2 separate regions of the Homo sapiens genome follow, and region 2 is linked to region 1. A link is an interaction called in ENCODE POLR2A ChIA-PET data of the cell type or tissue named here. Cell type or tissue: HCT116. All regions are shown on one strand. Each heading gives the region's core, and the rest is flanking DNA. Links, peaks and the distances in the headings are about the cores only.

What was found. ChIA-PET counts read pairs that join two places held together with the same protein. Peaks named below come from ENCODE experiments on the same cell type or tissue, not always from the same donor. Only the 100,000 strongest peaks of a DNase experiment are listed, where the experiment ranks them.
Region 2: POLR2A ChIA-PET joins it to region 1 with 5 read pairs; 7 of 35 experiments call an interaction of 5 or more read pairs at or near these places.

What each region holds. Positions count from the first base shown.
Region 1 is chr19:48,690,332-48,700,172 of GRCh38, reverse strand. FUT2 (fucosyltransferase 2 (H blood group)) reads right to left here and starts at 4,202. Exons shown (of 2, transcript NM_000511.6): 1 at 4,084-4,202. RefSeq lists enhancers at 3,240-3,803, 4,368-4,931. In HCT116, for the core only: no CTCF peak of the experiment used is centred there; DNase peaks (open chromatin) are centred at 1,942 and 4,220; H3K4me3 peaks cover 3,586 bases; H3K27ac peaks cover 3,305 bases.
Region 2 is chr19:48,766,765-48,776,605 of GRCh38, reverse strand. No RefSeq gene overlaps it. Among named protein-coding and RNA genes, the nearest start is that of FGF21, 16 kb to the right of the region's middle. In HCT116, for the core only: no CTCF peak of the experiment used is centred there; no DNase peak of the experiment used is centred there; H3K4me3 peaks cover 1,523 bases; H3K27ac peaks cover 2,055 bases.

The sequences.
Region 1 (9,841 bases), core at 550-8,549:
TTTTTTTTTTTTTTTTTTTTGAGATGGAGTCTTGCTCTGTCACCCAGGCTGGAGTGCAGTGGCGCCATCTTGGCTTACTGCAACCTCCGCCTCCTGGGTTCAAGCAATTCTCTTGCCTCAGCCTCCTGAGTAGCTGGGATTACAGGTGTGCACCACCACACCTGGCTAATTTTTGTATTTTTAGTCGGACGGGGTTTTACCATGTTGACCAGGCTGGTCTCAAACTCCTGACCTCAAGTGATCCACCCACCTCAGCCTCCCAAAGTGCTGGGATTACAGGCGTGAGCCACCATGCCTGGCCTCACAAATTCTAGATAAAGCTCCTTTCTCATCACTACAAAAGTATATCCTTTCACTAAGTCCAACACAGAATGCTGGACTCGATGACTCAAAGACACATCACCACCAGTGGCTAGGTGCACAAGCTCTGGCCAATTTCAGACTCACAGTCACGAGCTGTGTGATTTTGGGCAAGTGACATCACCTCTCTGAGGATTAAAACAGTGTCTGGCACATATACACAGGCGGTAAATGTTTGCTATTGTCACCCACAAGGCAAAGAATGCTGTTCGTTTTAGGCTCTGGGTGAAGAACCCAGGTTTCCCAGTTTTGATACTGGGAGTATTGATAGTGGTCAAATGTAGCGTTTAAACCATAGATCATAGAACGGGAGGTAGCCGGGCACAGTGGCTCACGCCTGTAATGCCAGAACTTCCAGAAGCCAAAGTGGGTGGATCACCTGAGGTCAGCAGTTCGAGACCAGTCTGGCCAACATAGTGAAACCCCTTCTCTACTAAAAATACAAAAATTAGCTGGGCATGGTGGCGCGCACCTGTAATCCCAGCTACTGGGGAGGTTGAGGCAGGAGAATCACTTGATCATGGAAGGCAGAGATTGCAGTCAGTAAGCTAAGATCGCGCCACTGCACTCCAGCCTGGGCGACAGAGTAAAACTCCATCTAAAAACAAAACAAAACAAAAAACCCACCCAGGTTTCCCTGTTTCTTTAGGCCTTCATTTCTGAAGGCTCCCATGTCAACACTTGCCTTAAATACATTTGTTATGCTTGTGTCTGTTAACCTTTTACTGTAGGTGCCCCAGCTGCAAACTTTGTGATAGGTGAGGAAAAGATGCTACTTTTTCTCACCTATGGAAGGAAGGAAGGAAGGAAGGGAGGGAGGGAGGGAGGGAAGGGACAGAGATGATAAAAGGGACAGAGGAAGAGACAAATAGAGAAAAAGACCAGAAGACACAGAGAGAGGCAGGACTAGAGAGACAGGGAGAATGAAACAGACAGGGACCAGGCATGATGGCTCACACATGTAATGCTAGCACTTTGGGAGGCTGAGCTGGGAGGATTGCTTGAGTTCAGGAGTTCGAGATCAGCCTGGACCACATAGTGAGAACTTGTCTCTATTTTAGAGAAAATTAGGCCAGGCGCAGTGGCTCACGCCTGTAATTCCAGCACTTTGGGAGGCCAAGCGGGGGCGGATCACCTGAGGTCAGGAGTTTGAAAGCAGCCTGACCAACATGGAGAAACCCCGTCGCTACTAAAAATACAAAAATTAGCCAGGCGTGGTGGCACATGCCTGTAATCACAGCTACTCAGGAGGCTGAGGCAGGAGAACCACTTGAACCTGGGAGATGGAGGTTGTGGTGAGCTGCGATTGTGCCATTACACTACAGCTGCACTCCAGCCTGGGCGACAGAGTCAGGCTCTATCTTAAAAAAAAAGAAAAAAGAAAAGCAGAATGTTCTACACGGATGTCCCTGCCTCCTTGGTAGCTCCCTACCTCCTTACCCAGGAAGGAGGAAGGTGGCTGCTGAGTGGCCCAGAGCAGGAAGCTGGGCACTGACCTTGACTGGAGCCTGGAAGGAGAGAAGGAAGAGGTGGGGAGGCCTCACAGAGCAAGCTGCGCTATGAGATTGTGAATTTTTGAGGTTTGGCGAGATGCCCTGCACGGCATGATCAGGAACCTTTTATGTGCTGTGTGACTTTAACCCAGGGCTTTTACCTCTCTGTGTTTCATTGTCCTTGTCTGTCCATCAACAGGGGGTTGTGGGGAGGGATAAAAACAACACCTCCCCAGAGGTTTCAGTGAGCTGAGATCACACCATTGCACTCCAGCCTGCACAACACAGTGAGACTCCGTCTCAAAAAAAAAAAAAAAAAAAAAAAAGAGCCAGTGCAGTGGCTCATGCCTGTAATCCCAGCACTTTGGTAGGCTGAGGCGGGTGGATCACCTGAGGTCAGGAGTTCGAGACCAGCCTGACTAATATGGTGAAACCCCATTTCTACTAAATACAAAAAATTAGCCAGGCATGGTGGCTCATGACTGTAATCTCAGCTACTTGGGAGGCTGAGGAAGGAGAATCGCTTGAACCTGGGAGGCGGAGGTTGCAGTGAGCCGAGATTGTACCATTGCATGCCAGCCTGGGCAACAAGAGCAAAAATCCATCTCAAAAAGATACAACAACAACAACAAACCACACCTCCCTTAGGGCTGCGTGGGCACAAAGGGAAATGCTGTATTACATGGGCTGTCCCTGGTATTCAGAGCAGAATTTGTGCCCCAAACTCACACTTATGTCAGGCTTGAACCAAGCACCACTCCCATTCTGCCTGAAGGCATTATTTTTTTTGAATTGCTTTTTTTGTAGGGATGGTGGGGAGGGGGTCTTGCTATGTGGCCCACACTGATCTCAAACTCCTGGCCTCAGGAGGTCCTCTGTTCTCCTTCCTCAGCCTCCCAAAGTGCTGGGATTACAGGCATGAGACACCACACCTGGTCTATCTTACTGAGATTTTTTTTTTTTTTTTTTTTTTTGAGACGGAGTTTTGCTCTTGTTCCCCAGGCTGGAGTGCAATGGCACAATCTCGGCTCACCACAACCTCCGCCTCCCGGGTTCAAACGATTCTCCTGCCTCAGCCTCCCGAGTAGCTGGGATTACAGGCATGCACCACCACGCCTGGCTAATTTTGTATTTTTAGTAGAGACGGGGTTTCTCCATGTTGGCCAGACTGGTCTCGAACTCCTGACCTCAAGTGATCCGCCTGTCTCGGCCTCCCAAAGTGCTGGGATTACAGGCGTCAGCCACCACGTCCAGCCCCGTCCACGTCTTTCTATTGCGGCCCGGCTTCCTCCTCTCCCCTCTGTCCCCTACACCCAGCGCCGGCCCTGCCCCTTCCCAGCTCGCAGCCCCTTCAGGGCTCCCTATGCCTCTTAAGACACAATCCCAGTCTCTCGCCGGCCCCGCACACCCCTCCGGCTTTGTCACCAGCTGTTCCCGTGAAATAACCCAGCTCTCCGCTCACCCGGGGCCCCGTCCTGTCCCCCAGCTCTGAAAGCCTTTCTCTACCCCAACCGCCCCGTGCCCCGGGCAGCTCAGCACATCCGGCTCAGTCGCACCCCACTGCCTCGAGCTCGCTGTCTTCCTGCACCTCCCCGGGATTCCCGGATTCCCGGCATTATCACTTCCACCCTGGGGAGGAGAAGGGAGCTTCAGACAATAACGTAGGGCCATCACTTGGAAACCCCACCTTTATTCTCCGACCCAGAACAGAAGCGGTGATTCAGAGCGGGATTAGGGAGTGCAGGAGGGACGGAGCCGCCCTCCCTGGGCGACGGCAGGGCTCGGAGGTGAGACCAGCAGTTTGGGTTCCATGAAGCCTCTGAGGAGCCCCAGGGTGGAGGCAGGAAAGTCGGGTCACCACCAGCTGTGCGCGAGCCATCTGCACCATTACTGCCAGGGTGGTTCATAGAAACTGCTGAGGGGAAGGAGACAAGGAAGGACCTGGTGGCCCGGGGTGGAGAAGGGGAGGGAGCTGGTGGTTGGAGCTCTAGAAACAGATCCACCTGGAAGGAAGTGGGGAGGGAGCTAAGGAGGGCGGCTGGCTGGGGAGGGGGGTCCTGGCTGCCGAGGGAGGGACCCTCCTCTCCTGGAGGTCCTGAGTTGGGGGTGCCTCCCAGAGGGCACCAGGGACCCACGAGGGCACACAGGTCCACGTCCCAAATCCCTGCTCTCCGCCTGGGCGTGTGTGCAGAGGTGTGCGTGTTGTAGGGTGGGAGAGGAGCCCCCTCACCTTCTCTCACCTGGTCCTGCTGAAGGAAACCGGGACAGAGTGGTTGGGCAGGCACCTCAGTGTTCCCTCTGGGTCTCTCTTCACTCAGGGCCAAAGAAACCCTTCCAGCATCGGTGACTGGCAAACCCCGCCCAGGAGCTACAGGGCTTTCCAGAGCAGGTGTGGCTGGGCTGCGGGAGGGAGGTGAGCCCGTAGCCCCTCCTCCCTCCCCATTGCCGGCCACAAAGTCCATCTTGTTATCTACCCTTAGCTCCTCCACCTGCACCAGGCACCCCAAGCCTGGCCATAAGGGTGGGGGAGAGAGGCAGGACAAGGTCGCATCCCCCATCCGGGTCCCCGAGGGTCTTCCTTGGGGAACTGTTGTGATGCCCCAACAGAAAGGGGCCCCCACTCTGCTCCGCTCCTCCAGGCAGCCAGGAAGGCCTCCAGGAAGGCAGCATGGAGGCGGGGGACAGAGTCCTGCTAGGCCAGGCTCTCGCTGACTCTGAGTCCCCTCAGAGTCTTATATTTATTTATTAATTAATTATTAGTAGTATTACTTTTTGAGAGAGTTTTGCTCTTGTTGCCCAGGCTGGAGTGCAATGGCGTGATCTCAGCTCACTGCAACCGCCGCCTCACAAGTTCAAGGGATTCTCCTGCCTCAGCTTCCCAAAGTGCTGGGATTACAGACGTGAGCCACCTCGCCCTGCCTATTTCAAAAAAATTTTTAAATACAAATGGGCCCGGTGTGGTGACTCACACCTGTAATTCTAGCACTTTGGGAGGCCGAGGCAGGCGGATCAACTGAGGTCAGGAGTCAGAGACCAGCCTGGCCAACAAGGTGAAACCCCGTCCTTATAAGAATACAGAAATTAGCCATGGCCCAGCACAGTGGCTCATGCCTGTAATCCCAGCACTTTGGGAGGCCGAGGCAGGTGGATCACCTGAGGTCAGGAGTTTGAGACCAGTCTGGCCAACATGGTGAAACCCTGTCTCTACTAAAAATGCAAAAATCAGTGGGGCGTGGTGGCATGCACCTGTAATCCCAGCTACTTGGGAGGCTGAGGCAGGAGAATCGCTTGAACTTGGGAGGCGGAGGTTGCAGTAAACTGAGATTACACCATTGCACTCCAGCCTGGGAAACAAGAGCAAAACTCTGTCTCAAAAAAAAAAAAGATGGATGAGGAATTTTACTGAGAGAAGAGGCAGGCACCACCAGAGCTCCCAGCAGTCCTAACAGGAGGAAAGAGAAACCAGCAGCCACTCCCCAGCTTCAGCTAAGCAGCAGGAGGCTACCTACCAGCTACGGAGCTCCCTTCAAACAAACAAACAAAAAAATCAGATCAAGCTTCCCACTCTAACCACCAGTTTGCAGAAAACAGGAGGACAAAGTTCCCAGTGAAACGACACCATGAGGCAGCAATCAGCCCAGTCCAGAATGTGAGCCCGTCCACAGGACAAACGACCTGTTTCCCTGTGATTCAGCGACAAGGAAAAAAGAAACAGGGTGGGGCGGGGAAGTGGGGAGGTGAGCTGTCATAAAATATGCAAAACAGGCCAGGTGTGGTGGCTCACGCCTGTAATCCCAGCACTTTGGGAGGCTGAGTCGGGCGGATCACGAGGTCAGGAGATTGAGACCATCCTGGCTAATACAGTGAAACCCCGTCTCTACTAAAAATATATATAAAAAAAAAATTAGCCGGGCGTGGTGGTGGGTGCCTGTAGTCCCAGCTACTTGGGAGGCTGAGGCAGGAGAATGGCGTGAACCCCGGGGGCGGAGCTTGCAGTGAGCCGAGGTCACACCACTGCACTCCAGCCTGGGCGACAGAGCAAGACTCCCTCTCAAAAAAAAAAAAAAAAAAAAAACGCAAAACAGATTTGGGGCTCAGAGGCTTAGACTTTCCAACTCCATGAATGTCCCACAGATGTTCCAAAGTCATGGGAATGACCTGGGCGCAGTGGCTCATGCCTGCAATCCCAGCACTTTGGGAGGCCGAGGCAGGAGGATCACCTGAGGTCAGGAGTTTGAGACCAGCCTAGCCAACATTTTTTTTTAGTGAAACTCCATCTCTACTAAAAATACAAAATTAGCTGGGCATGGTGGTGCACGCCTGTAATCCCAGCTACTCAGGAGGCTAGGGGAGGAGAATTCCTTGAACCTGGGAGGCAGAGGTTGCAGTGAGCCGAGATGGTACCACTGCACTCCAGCCTGGGTGACAGAGCAAGACTCTGTCTCAAAAATAAAACAAAGTCCTGAGAATGCAGGACAAACCTTCATTGCGTAACTTTTATTGTCGCTGACCCCAGCCGCGTAAACGCTGTGGTAGCATCCTAGGACCTCCACTGTGACAACTAAAAACAACCCCCACAGATTCCCATAACTCCCCCAGGGGGACAGCACTCCGGAATTCAGGACTGTTGCCCTAAACCCTCTGTTTTCCATTTCAGCTTTCCCTTACTGGTGCACGCCCCCATGCTTGGCCACCACGGCCAATTTCAAGCTACCAATAAGAGATCATTGAACATGGAATTGGAAAGAAACGCACAGTAATACATTGTTCTATAGTAAGTCTTCTTACTATGGTAAACACTTACCAGCCAGTTCTCTGGAGAAAAAAACACACTGTATGTTAGTATCTGCCAATCTGTGTGCCAATCAATGTATGTGCTCACTGCAACCTCCGCCTCCTGGGCTCAAATGAGTCTCCTGCCTTGGCCTCCTGAGTAGCTGGGACTACAGGTGCCCGTCACCACACTCAGTTAATTTTGTGTTTTTTTGTAGAGATGGGGTCTCACTATGTTACCCAGGCTGGCCTCGAACTCCTGAGCTCAAAGCGATCCTCCTGCCTCAGCCTCCCAAAGTGCTGGGATTACAGGTATGAACCATCTTGCCTGGCCTATTTACATTTATTATGTCTGTGTAATAGGCTTGCTATAGAACAATGTAATACTGTGCATTTCTTTCCAATTGCATGTTCAATGATCTCATATTGGTAGCTTGAAATTGGCCGTGGTGGCCAGGCATGGAGGCATGCACCTGTAATCTCAGCTACTCAGGAGGCTGAGGCAGGAGCATAGCTTGAAGCCAGAAGTTAAAGACCAGCCTGGGCAACATAGCAAGACCTTGTCTCTCTACAAAAAATAAAGAAAATTAGCCAGACATGGTGGCACATGTCTGTAGTCCCAGCTACTTGAGAGGCTGAGGCAAGAGGAGCCCAGGAGGTCCAGCGTCAGCTATGATCCTGACGCTGCACTCCAGCCTGAGTGACAGAGAAAGACCCTGCCTCTGAAAAATTAAAAAATAAATCTGGGCACAGTTGTTCACGCCTGTAATCTCAGCACTTTGGGAAGCTGAGGCAGGCAGATTGCTTGAGACCGGGAGTTCGAGACCAGCCTGGCTAACATGCTGTAACCCAGTCTCTACTAAAAATACAAAAATTACCTGGGTGTGGTGGTGCACACCTGTAGTCCCAGCTACTCGGGAAGCTGAGGCATGAGAATTGCTTGAACCTGGGAGGTGGAGGTTGCAGTGAGCTGAGATCACGCCACTGCACTCCAGCCTGGGTGACAGAACGAGACTCCATCTCAAGAAAAAAATAAGAAAAGTTTTTTTAAACACAAGTGTGTGAGGGTGGCTGTCCAGGGACACAAGGACACCGAAGAATGGTGATCAGTGCTTCCAGTATGGGGAAAAGTGGAACTCATTTATACAGGTAAAAATGGAGAGGTCAAACGCAGTGGCTAATGCCTGTAATCCCAGCACTTTGGGAGGCCAAGGCAGGTAGATCGTTTGAGGTCACGAGTTTGAGACCAGCCTGGTCAACATAGTGAAGCCCTGTCTCTACTAAAAAAAAAAAAATACAAAAATTAGCTGGCTGTGTGGTGGTGAGCACCTGTAATCTCAGCTACCTGGGAGGCTGAGGCAGAAGAATTGCTTGAACCTGGGAGGCAGAGGCGGGGTGGGGTGGAGGTTTCAGTGTTCCGAGATCGCACCACTGCACTCCAGCCTGGGCAAAAGAGCAAGACTCTGTCTAAAACAAACAAACAAACAAAACAAACAAAAAACCAACAACAACAACAACAAAAAATGGAGATCGTGAGCAGAATGACAGCATTTTGCATACAAAGGCTAACATACAGTTATAAGATTAGATTGACAGTTATAAAAGATTAGATTAGGTGCAGTGGCTCACACCTGTAATCCCAGCACTTTGAGAGGGTGGCGGGCTGATCATGAGGTCAGGAGTTTGAGAACAGCCTGGCCAACCCTGGTGAAATCCTGTCTCTACTAGATACAAAAAATTAGCCGGGCATGGTGGCTGTGCCTGTAATCCCAGCTACTCGGGAGGCTGAAGCAGAATTGCTTGAACCTGGGAGGCAGAGGTTGCACTGAGCCAATATCGTGCCATTGCACTCCAGCCTGGGTGACAGGGTGAGACTCCATCTCAAAAAACAAAACGAAAAAAAGGCCGGGCACGGTGGCTCACGCCTATAATCCCACCCAGCACTTTGGGAGGCTGAGGTGGGCGGATCATGAGGTCAAGAGATCGAGACCGTCGTGGCTAACATGGTGAAACCCCCATCTCTACTAAAAATTTAAAAAAAATTTTTTTAAATTAGCTGGGCATGGTGGCGGGCACCTGTAGTCCCAGCTACTCGGGAGGCTGAGGCAGGAGAATGGCGTGAACCCGGGAGGCAGAGCTTTCAGTGAGCTGAGATCACGCCACTGCACTCCAGCCTGGGCGACAGAGCGAGACTCCGTCTCAAAAAGAAAAAAAATTGTAGGCCGGGCACAGTGGCTCATGCCTGTAATCCCAGCACTTTGGGAGGCCGAGGTGGGCAGATTATGAAGTCAGGAGATCGAGACCATCCTGGCTAACATGGTGAAACCCCGTCTCTACTAAAACTACAAAAAGTAGCCAGGCGTGGTGGTGGGCGCCTGTAGTCCCACCTACTCAGGAGGCTTAGGCAGAAGAATGGTGTGAACCCGGGAGGTAGAGCTTGCAGTGAGCCAAGATCGAGCCACTTGCACTCCAGCCTGGGCTACAGAGCGAGACTTGTCTCAAAAAAAAAAAAAAAAAAAGAAAAAGAAAAAAGAAAGAAATTTACTCTTTCTGGACGGGCGGGGTGAGGTGGCTCACGCCTATAATCACAGCACTTTGGGAGGCCGAGGCAGGTGAATCATGTGAGGGCTGAAGTTCGAGAGCAGCCTGGGCAACATAGTAAAACCCTGTGCCTACAAAAAATGCAAAAATTAGCTGGGCATGGTGGTGCACATCTGTAATCCCATCTATTCAGAAGGCTGAGGAATGAGAATCACTTGAGCCCAGGAGGCAGAGGTTGCAGTGAGCTGAGATCGCACCACTGCACTCCAGCCTGGGTGACAGGGCAAGACTCGGTCTCAAAAAAAATGTTTTTAAAGGCCTGGCACGGTGGCTCATGCCTGTAATCCCAGCACTTTGGGAGGCCGAGGCAGGCGGATCACCTGAGGTCAGGAGTTCAAGACCAGCCTGGCTAACGTGGTGAAACTGTCTTCCACTAAAAATACAAAAAAGTAACCGAGCTTGGTGGCATGCGCCTGTAATACCAGCTGCTTGGGAGGGTGAAGCAGGAGAATCGCTTGAACTCAGGAGGGGTGGCTGCAGTGAGCTGAAATCATGCCACTGTACTTCAGCTTGGGCAACAGGAGGGAAACTCCATCTCAAATAAAAAGAAAAGAAAGTTTATTCTTTCTGAGAGCCCCTACCCATCAGGGTTTCATCTGCATTAAAAGACAGCC
Region 2 (9,841 bases), core at 614-8,613, 76 kb before region 1:
ACTTCAGAGGCCAGAAAAGAAAACATTGATATGGTCAAATACATTAAATAGAAATCGGCATTCTTCCCCTTCCCTAAATTTGTCTTCCTGAACGATAAAGTTCTAAGGTTTGAGGTGGGGCAGGCAAGGCCAGCTTGGGGTGTTGGGGGCACAGTGGCCCAGAAGTGGGGTGTCAGGGCCTTAGTGGGGTGAAGGAGGCATTTACTGATGTGAGCAGCTCAGCACAGTGGGGGGCACCCAAGTAGGAAACGTAAGTCCCCTAGGCTAATAGGATGGGGGGCTGTAGCTCGGGAAGTCAGCCCAAGCTGGGTGCAGAGGGCACAGGGGAGGTGGAAGGAGGGGACAGCTGTGGAGATGAGAGATGGCTAACATAGAGGAGAATTGACCGATAAGGAAATTAAGAAAATGAAGTCATATTTCTCACTGTCAGAAAAGGCAGATATAAATATGGAAAGGGAGAGAACTAGAGGTATTGAATTTGTCTTTATTTATTTATTTTTTTGAGACAGAGTCTCACTCTGTTGTCCAGGCTGGAGTGAAGTGGCATAATCTTGGCTCACTGCAACCTCCACCTCCTGGATTCAAGCGATTCTCCTGCCTCAGCCACCCGAGTAGCTAGGATTAGAGGCCTCCAGCACCACACCCAGCTAATTTTTGTATTTTTAGTGGAGACAGCGTTTCACCATATCGGCCAGGTTGGTCTCAAACTCCTGACCTCTAGTGATCTGCCCGCCTTGGCCTCCCAAAGTGCTGGGATTATAGGCATGAGCCACGGCACCCAGTCTAGGTGTTGGATTTCTTTTTTTTTTTTTTTTTGAGATGGAGTCTCACTCTGTCTCCCAGGCTGAAGTACAGTGGCACCATCTTGGCTCACTGCAGCCTCTGCCTCCCAGGTTCAAGTGATTCTTCCACCTCAGCCTCCTGAGTAGCTGGGATTGTGGGCGCCTGCCATCACACTCAGCTAATTTTTGTATTTTTGGTAGAGATGGGGTTTTGCTATGTTGGCCAGGCTGGTCTCAAACTCCTGACCTCAAGTGATCCACCCACCTCGGCCTTCCAAAGTGTTGGTATTACAGGCATCAGCCACCATGCCTGGCCAGATATTGGATTTGAATTGGATGTGTCGTTCTCAATATGCAGAAATAGATATGGAAATATACAAATGTATACATACCTAATATATGTGTGTCTATGTATACATACCTCCTATGTAGATATATATACACATATATACATAACATGCACAAAATAGATATAATAGACATATTACATGGTGGATATATAATATACAATGTGATATCTGTAGTATATAATGTAATATATGAGGTACAATGTGATATATACAATATACTACACACATACATGTATATATTTGTTCGTTGAGATGGAGTGTCTCTCTGTTGCTCAGGCTGGAATGCAGTGGCACGATCATGCGTCACTGCAGACTCTGCCTCATGGGCTCAAGCGATCCTCCATCCTCAGCCTTCTGAGTAGCTGGGACCACAGGTGTGCACCACCACGCCTGGCTAATTTTTAAATTATTAGTAGAGACTGGGCCTCACTATGTTGCGTAGGCTGGTCTCAAACTCTTGGGCTCAAGCAGTCCTCCTGCCTCAGCCTCCCAAAGTGCTGAGATTACAGGTGTGAGCCACTGTGCCTGGCCCCACATATGTGCGTGGTGTGTGTGTGTGTGTGTGTGTGTGTGTGTGTGTGTGTGTGTGTATATGTAATCCGTCCCCTGAGAGGATCCATTAGCAGACAAAATTCAAAAACAAAAGCAACGAGCCCTGTTAGTGTTTGGATCTTGGCTTCCCATTCTAAAAGGAACCAGGGCTCCTTGGAGAAACAGCTGATTCTAGAGCTGGTTTAGAGAAAGAAAAAAAATGAGCCTAGAACATTTTGCTGTACCAGAAATCAGGAACGACTCAAGTGTGACTAATGGAGGCCTGTCAAAAACGCATGGTTTCCAAGCCCTTGAGAGCTGATTAAAACAAACAAACAGGCTGGGCGCGGTGGCTCACATCTGCAATCCCAGCACTTTGCGAGGCTGAGGCAGGCAGATCACTTGAGGCCAGGAGTTCAAGACCAGCCTGGGGAACATGGTGAAACCCCGTCTCTACTAAAAATACAAAAATTAGCCAGGCGTGGTGGCGCATGCCTGGTAATCCCAGCTACTTGGGGGGCTGAAGTGGGAGGAAGGCTTGAGCCTGGGAGGCGGAGGTAGCAGTGAGCCGAATCACATCACTGCACTCCAGCCTGGGTGACAGAGCAAGACCCTGTCTCAAAAACAAACAAACAAACAAAGCACATAGCCACCAGCTTGAGGGGGCTCCCATTGGGAAAATAGAGGACTAAATACAGAGTACCCCAAAAAGTAAATAAAGAGCCGGGTACGGTGGCTCACGCCTATAATCCCAGCACTTTGGGAGGCTGAGGCAGGCAGATCACGAGGTCAGGGATTTGAGACCAGCCTGACCAACATGGTGAAACCTCGTCTCTACTAAAAATACAAAAAAATTAGCCGAGTGTGGTGGTGCACGCCTGTAGTCCCAGCTACTCAGGAGGCTGAGGCAGGAGAATCACTTGAACCCAGGAGGTGGAGGTTGCAGTGAGCCGAGATCGCGCCACTGCACTCTAGGCTGGGTGACAGATGGAGACTCTGTCTTGAAAGAAAAAAAAGTAAATAAAAAGAGCATCAAAATAAATGAGTTTGAACACCAAAAATAGAGAATGATATAACTGATTATAACTCATGGAATAAAATAGGAAACCATGAGTCCACACAGACATAAATAAATCCATTAATAACTGGAAGGGCCAGGCATGGCATCCTGCAGTGATGGCATTCTGTTCCCAGCTACTCAGGAGGCTGAGGTGGGAGGATCACTGAGTCCAGTGAGGTCAAGGCTGCAGTGAGCTGTGATTGCATCACTGCATTCCAGCCTGGGCAATAGAGCAAGACCCTGTCTCTAAAAAATATAATTAAAAAAATAATAACTTGAGCCAGGCACGGTGGTTCACACCTGTAATCCCAGCACTTTGGGAGGCCGAGGTGGTGGATCACTTGAGGTCAGGAGTTCGAGACCAGCCTGGGCAACATGATGAAACCCCGTCTCTACCAAAAAGACAAACAATTAGCTGGGTGTCATAGCGTGTGCCTGTGGTCCTAGCTACTTGGGAGGCTGAGGTGGGAGTCGCTTGAGGCTGGGAGACTGAAGTAGTGAGCCAAATTGTAGCACTGCACTCCAGCCCGGGCGACACAGCAAGACTCCATCTCAAAAAAAACAAAAAAAATGGCCCAGGCGCAGTGGGTCACGCCTGTAATCTCAGCACTTTGAGAGGCCAAGGCGGGTGGATCATGAGGTCAGGAGTTCGAGACCAGCCTGACCAACATGGTGAAACCCCATCTTTACTAAAAATACAAAAATTAGCTGGCTGTGGTGGCATGTACCTGTAATCCCAGCTACTCAGAAGGCTGAGGCAGGAGAATTGCTTGAACCCGGGAGGCAGAGGTTGCAGTGAGCCAAGATCGCGCCATTGCACTCAAGCCTGGGCGACAGAGTGAGACTCTGTCTGAAAAAAAAAAAAAAAAAAAAAAAGAAAACAAAAAATCCTGAAGATTTCCTGAGGAATGTGATATTAGTATAGTTTCAAAGCTCTCATTGCTTGGCAAGGACAAGTCCGGCTGATGCCACTTGCATCATGTGACTGAAGCAAATGTCATCAGAAACTGGAGAGGTGGACGCCGCGAGTGACCTGACTTCCAGTGAGAAACACACAACATGATCTCAGTCGTTGTGCTGCCAAAGAATCCGATCACGAGGAAACATCAAATAAATCCACATGGAGGGAGAGACGACTCGATAACCGGCCTGTAATGTTCCAAATGCCAAGGTCATGAACACCAGGGAAGACTGAGGAACTGTCCTTCCTGACTTTCAAAGAGACCTGCCCTCAGAAGCAGTGCATGACCCTGAACTGCATTCTTTTTTTGGCAGTGGGGAGAGCAGAGTCTCGCTTTGTTGCCCAGGCTGGAGTGCGGTGGTGCAATCATGGCTCACTACAACCTCCACCTCCCGGGTTCAAGAGATTCTCCTGCCTCAGCCTCCTGAGTAGCTGGGATTACAGATGCCCGCCACCACGCCCGGCTATTTTATTATTATTATTATTATTATTATTTTTGAGACAGAGTTTCACTCTTGTCATCTGGGCTGGAGTGCAGTGGCACGATCTCGGCTCACTGCAACCTCCTCCTCCAGGGTTCAAGTGATTCTCCTGCCTCAGCCTTCCGAGTAGCTGGGGTTACAGGCATCCATTTTTGGTAATTTTTGCATTTTTAGTAGAGACGGGGTTTTGCCATGTTGGCCAGAGTGGTCTCGAACTCCTGACTTCAGGTGATCCGCCCGCCTTGGCCTCCCAAAGTGTTGGGATTACAGGCGTGAGCCACCGCTCCCGGCTCTGAACTGCATTCTTTTGCCATAAAAAGCATCACTGGGACATGTGGCAAACATGAAGGAGGTCTGATGATTCCAGAGTAGTCGTGGGTCAAGGCTACTTTCCTGATTTTGGCGGCCCTGCTGTGGTTGTGTAGGAGAATGTCCTTGTTTGCAGAAAGTACACACTGGAGTATGTGTTAATGTAGTGATGGGGTTTCAAGGGCACATGTGACTTTCAAATGGTTCTGGAAAATAAGAATTGCTTGTACTGTACTTCCAAATTTTTAAATGTTTGTGACTGTTTCCAAGTTAAGAAAATTTATTTATTTATTTTTAGAGACAGGGTCTTGCTCTGTCACCTAGGCTGGAGTGCAATGGTGCAATCATAGCTCACTGCAGCCTCAAACTCCTGAATTCAGGCGACCCACCCACTTCAGCCTCCCAAGTAGCTGGGACTGTAGGTGTGTGCCACCATGCCCGGCACATTTTTGTATGTTTTTTTAGAGACGGTGTTTCACCATGTTACCCAGGCTGGTCTCGAACTCCTGGGCTCAAGGAATCGATCCTCCTGCCTCGGTCTCCCAAAGTGCTCGGATCACAAGGGTGTGCCACAGCGCCTGGCCCACTCTTGAAATTTTAACATGCATCCTTAAAGTGACCAAATCTAAATATAATCATTCTGTCATATTCCAGAATAACAAAAGATTTCAAAGCATTCTAATCCTGATCACCTGCCACCTGTTTTACAGGTTTTAATTGGTCTTTTTTTTTTTTTTAAGTTTTATTATGAAAAAACGGCGACTATGCAAACCAAATAGACCTCTAGGGAGTGGGCTGCAGGCAGCGGGTCTCTCACCTCCAAGAGGGTGTGGCCTAATGGAGTCTGGGACCTCTCTCTGAGGGGCCTGGAAATCTACTTCCGGAAGAGCAGAAAGTAACAGGAAGCTGGAGCCATTGCTGTCCCTGGCTCCTGGCAAGACGCAGTGTGGAACTAGGGTCTTGTGAGAAATCCCTACACCCCTCCTCCTGCCAGCCAGCGCCCTGCCAGGGCCCCGTGCTGCTGGTGCCAGCTGCCAAGGGGGTCACAGAGCTGGAGGGTCAGCTTTGTGGCAGAGACAGCGGCGAAGCTTCACCCAAACAAGTAGAGGAAAAATGGGCTCACCCTGAGTGTGTAACAAAGAGGAAATGCCCCACACGTTTCCCGGAGAAGGTCCTGGAACAAACAGCCGTGAAATCATCTCATGTCCCAACCTATTACAATACTATGACTTAGAACAAGTTTTTCAGGCTGTATTATAAAAATAAGACACTCTGAGTCGACTGGGCGCGGTGGCTCACGCCTGAAATCCCAACACTTTGGGACGCCGAGGCGGACAGATCACCTGAGGTCAGGAGTTTGAGACCAGCCAGGCCAACATAGTGAAACCCCGTCTCTACTAAAAATACAAAAAAATTAGCTGGGCGTGGTGGCGGGTGCCTGTAATCCCAGCTACTCGGGAGCCTGAGGCGGGAGAATCATTTGAATCTAGGAGGAGGAGGTTGCAGTGAACCGAGATCTTGCCATTGCACTCCAGCCTGGGTGACGAGCAAAACTGCGTCTCATAAATAAATAAATAAATAAATAACCCAATTCATGTGGTTACGACAAACTCTAAGATAACACGGGCTTTGCCCTGGAATGTCGGCTTGGTGAGAATTGACTTGGAAGAGGGCATTCAGGCTGTTGTAACAAAAATACCACAGACTGTGTAGCTTAAGGAACAAATATGTATCTCTCATAGTTCTGGAGGGTGTGGAGTCCAACATCAAGGCAGCAGCATATTCTGTGTCTGGTGTGGGCCAGTTTCCTTGTTCATTGCTGGCACCTTCTTGCTGTGTTTCCACTTGGTGAAAGGGTAAGGGAGCTCTCTGGGAGGGTATTTTTTGAGACGGAGTTTCGCTTTTGTCGCCCAGGCTGGAGTGCAATAGCGTGATCTCAGCTCACTGCAACCTCCGCCTCCCAGGTTCAAGTGATTCTCCTGCCTCAGCCACTTAATTAGCTGGGATTACAGGCATGCGCCACCATACTGGGCTACTTTCGGCTAATTTTTGTATTTTTAGTAGGGACGGGGTTTCACCATGACTTCAGGTGATCTGCCCACCTCGGCCTCCCAAAGTGCTGGGATTACAGGCGTGAACCACCACACCGGCCATATTTATTTATTTTTGAGACAAGGTCTCTCTCTATCACCCAGGTTGGAGTGCAGTGGTGTGATCACAGCTCACTGTAGCCTTGACCTCCCCAGCTCAAGTGATCCTCCCACCTCAGCCTCTTAACTAGCTGGGACTACAGGTGCGCTTCACCACACTTGGCTAATTTTTTTTTTTTTTTTTTTGGTAGAGATGGGCTTTTGCTATGTTGCCCAGTCTGGTTTAGAACTCCTGGGCTCAGGTGATCCTTCTACCTTGGCCTCTCAAAGTGCTGAGATTACAGGTGTAAGCCACCTTGCCCAGCCTTCTCGAAAATATTTAAAGCATTTGTAAGAATCTGGTATATCAGACTTGTGAAAAGTATGACAGAGTGTATTACTGTTTTTCTCCTATTCATGGCATTTAAGGGAAACCACAATATCAGATTTGTGAAAAGTTCACTGATTAAATGTGCAATCACTGTTCAAATATTTAGGCGAAATCTACAATTGTGAAATTTGTGGCTTGTTATTTTTAGCTGTAGAAGTAGTCTGTGAATGTTTAAAGGAAAGATAATTGTTTAAAAATTCATTGATCATTAACAAAAAAACAAATTGTTGTGAATTTTCCTGTCCATGTACAAAAGCTTCTCAGTCATTCAAGGAGCTCACCACCATGTTTTCAACAAATGGGGCTGGAAAAAGTGGCCAGGAGCTGAAGGGAGGAGAATTGGGGAAGTGGGATTTAATTGCGGCAGAGAGTTTCAATTTTATCAGATGAAAAAATTCTGAAGATTGGTTGTGCAACAATGTGAATATACTTAACGCGACTTAACTGTACACTTAGAAATGATTCAGGTGCCGTGGGGTTATGATACAGATTGGTTTTCGGCCAGGTGCAATGGCTTACGCTTGTAATCCAACACTTTGGGTGGCCGAGGCGGGCAGATCACTTGAGGTCAGGAGTTCTGAGAGCCGCCTGGCCAACATGGTGAAACCCTGTCTCTACTAAAAATACAAAAATTAGCCGGGCATGGTAGCGCAAACCTGAAGTCCCAGCTACTTGGGAGGCTGAAGCACGAGAATCTCTTGAACCCGGGAGGCGGAGGTTCCAGTGAGCCCACTGCACTCCAGCCCGGGCAACAGAGCGAGATTCTTTCTCTCAAAAAAAAACAAAAAAAAAAAACAAAAAAAACAAAAACAAAAACAAAAAACCTCCAAAAAATTAGCCAGGTGGAGGCACCTGTAATCTGAGCCACTTAGGAGGCTGAGGCAGGAGAATTGCTTGAACCTGGGAGGCAGAGGTTGCAGAGAGCTGAGATTGTGCCACTGCACTCCAGCCTGGGCGACAGTGACCCTGTCCCCCTCCACCCCTCCGAAAAAAAAAGAAAAGAAAACAAGAACAGTAGTCAAATCTCTAGGGGCTCCAGTGAGTAGGTGAGGATAGGGTGTGGTGGAGAAGCTGAAAGATGCTAAATAGCCTGGCTCCCCAGGGATCTGGGAAGTGCTCACTCAGTAGAACCTCCCTCTTGGAAGGACGAAGCTCCACACTGGTGAAAACTAATAGAGAAACAAAACCCAAACTGATCTTGGCAGGCGCTCAGAGAGTAAAGCAGAGGGAAGGTTCTGATAATGGTGGGGGCAAGAACCAAGGAGATAGAGTTTGCTCCTGAACGTTGGAGAGGTGGCTGTGCTGAGTGGTTATATATTGCATACAATACTGTGGGGAAACAGCAAAGAGTCAGCCTATTTATTTATTTGTTATTTATATATTTAATTTTTTGAGACAGGGGCTCGCTCTGTCACCCAGGCTGGAGTGCAGTGGTGTGATCTTGGCTCACTGCAACCTCCGCCTCCTGGGTTCAAGCGATTCTCCTGCCTCAGCCTCCCGAGTAGCTGGGATTACAGGTGCCCACCACCATGCCCAGATAGTTTTTTTGTTTTGTTTTGAGATGGAGTCTTGCTCTGTTGCCCAGGTTGGAGTGCAGTGGCGTGATCTCAGCTCACTGCAGCCTCTGCCTCCTGGGTTCAAGAGATTCCTGTGCCTCAGCACTTTGGGAGGCCGAGGCAGGCGGATCATGAAGTCAGGAGAACGAGACCATCCTGGCTAACATGATGAAACCCCGTCTCTACTAAAAATACAAAAACAAAATTAGCTGGGCGTGGTGGTGGGTGACTGTAGTCCCAGCTACCCGGGAGGCTGAGGCAGAAGAATGGCGTGAACGCGGGAAGTGGAGCTTGCAGTGAGCCGAGATCGCTCCACTGCACTCCAGCCTGGGCGACAGAGCGAGACTCCATCTCAAAAAAAATAAAAAATAAAAAATAAATAAGAGATTCCTGTGCCTCAACCTCCCAAGTAACTGGGACCGCAGGTGTGCACCACCACGCCCAGCTAATGTTTGTAATTTTAGTAGAGACAGGGTTTCACCTTGTTGGGCAGACTGGTCTGGAACTCCTGACCTCAGGGGATTCGCTCACCTTGGCCTCCCAAAGTGCTGGGATTACAGGCGTGAGCCACTGTGACCGGCAAAACTTTTAAGATTTTTAAGGCTCAGAAAGCTATCCTGGCCCACCCTAATGTCAACTGTGCAACTTCCTCCTAAGGGTACGGCTCACTTAAATGAGAGAAAAAGAAGAGGAGTGTGAGGCCAGGTGCGGTGGCTTACGCCTGTAATCCCAGCACTGTGGGAGGCCAAGGCAGGCGTATCACCTGAGGTCAGGAGTTCGAGACCAGCCTGACCAACATGGAGAAACCCTGTCTCTACTAAAAATACAAAATTAGCCAGATGTGGTGGCACATGCCTGTAATCCCAGCTACTTGGGAGGCTGAGGCAGGAGAATTGCTTGAACCCGAGAGGCAGAGGTTGCAGTGAGCCGAAATCATGCCATTGCACTCCAGCCTGGGCAACAAGAGAGAAACTGTCTTAAAAAAAAAAAAAAAAAGAAGAAGAAGAGGAGTGTGACTAACTCCGTGTAGAGGTGTGCATTGGGGAAATAGCGTCCTGGAAGCTTCATGTCTACCTGGTACCGCTGAATGTGTCCTTACTTGGAAATACGGCCTTTGTAGATGAAATCAAGTTCAGGTGAGGTTATACCGGGTTGGGGTGTGCGCTAAGTCCTATATGATTGGTGTCCTTATAGGAAGAGGGAAATTAAGACAAAGAGCCAAGCGTGGTAGCTCACACCTATAACCCCAGCACTTTGAGAGGCCGAGGTGGGAGGATTGCTTGAGCCCAG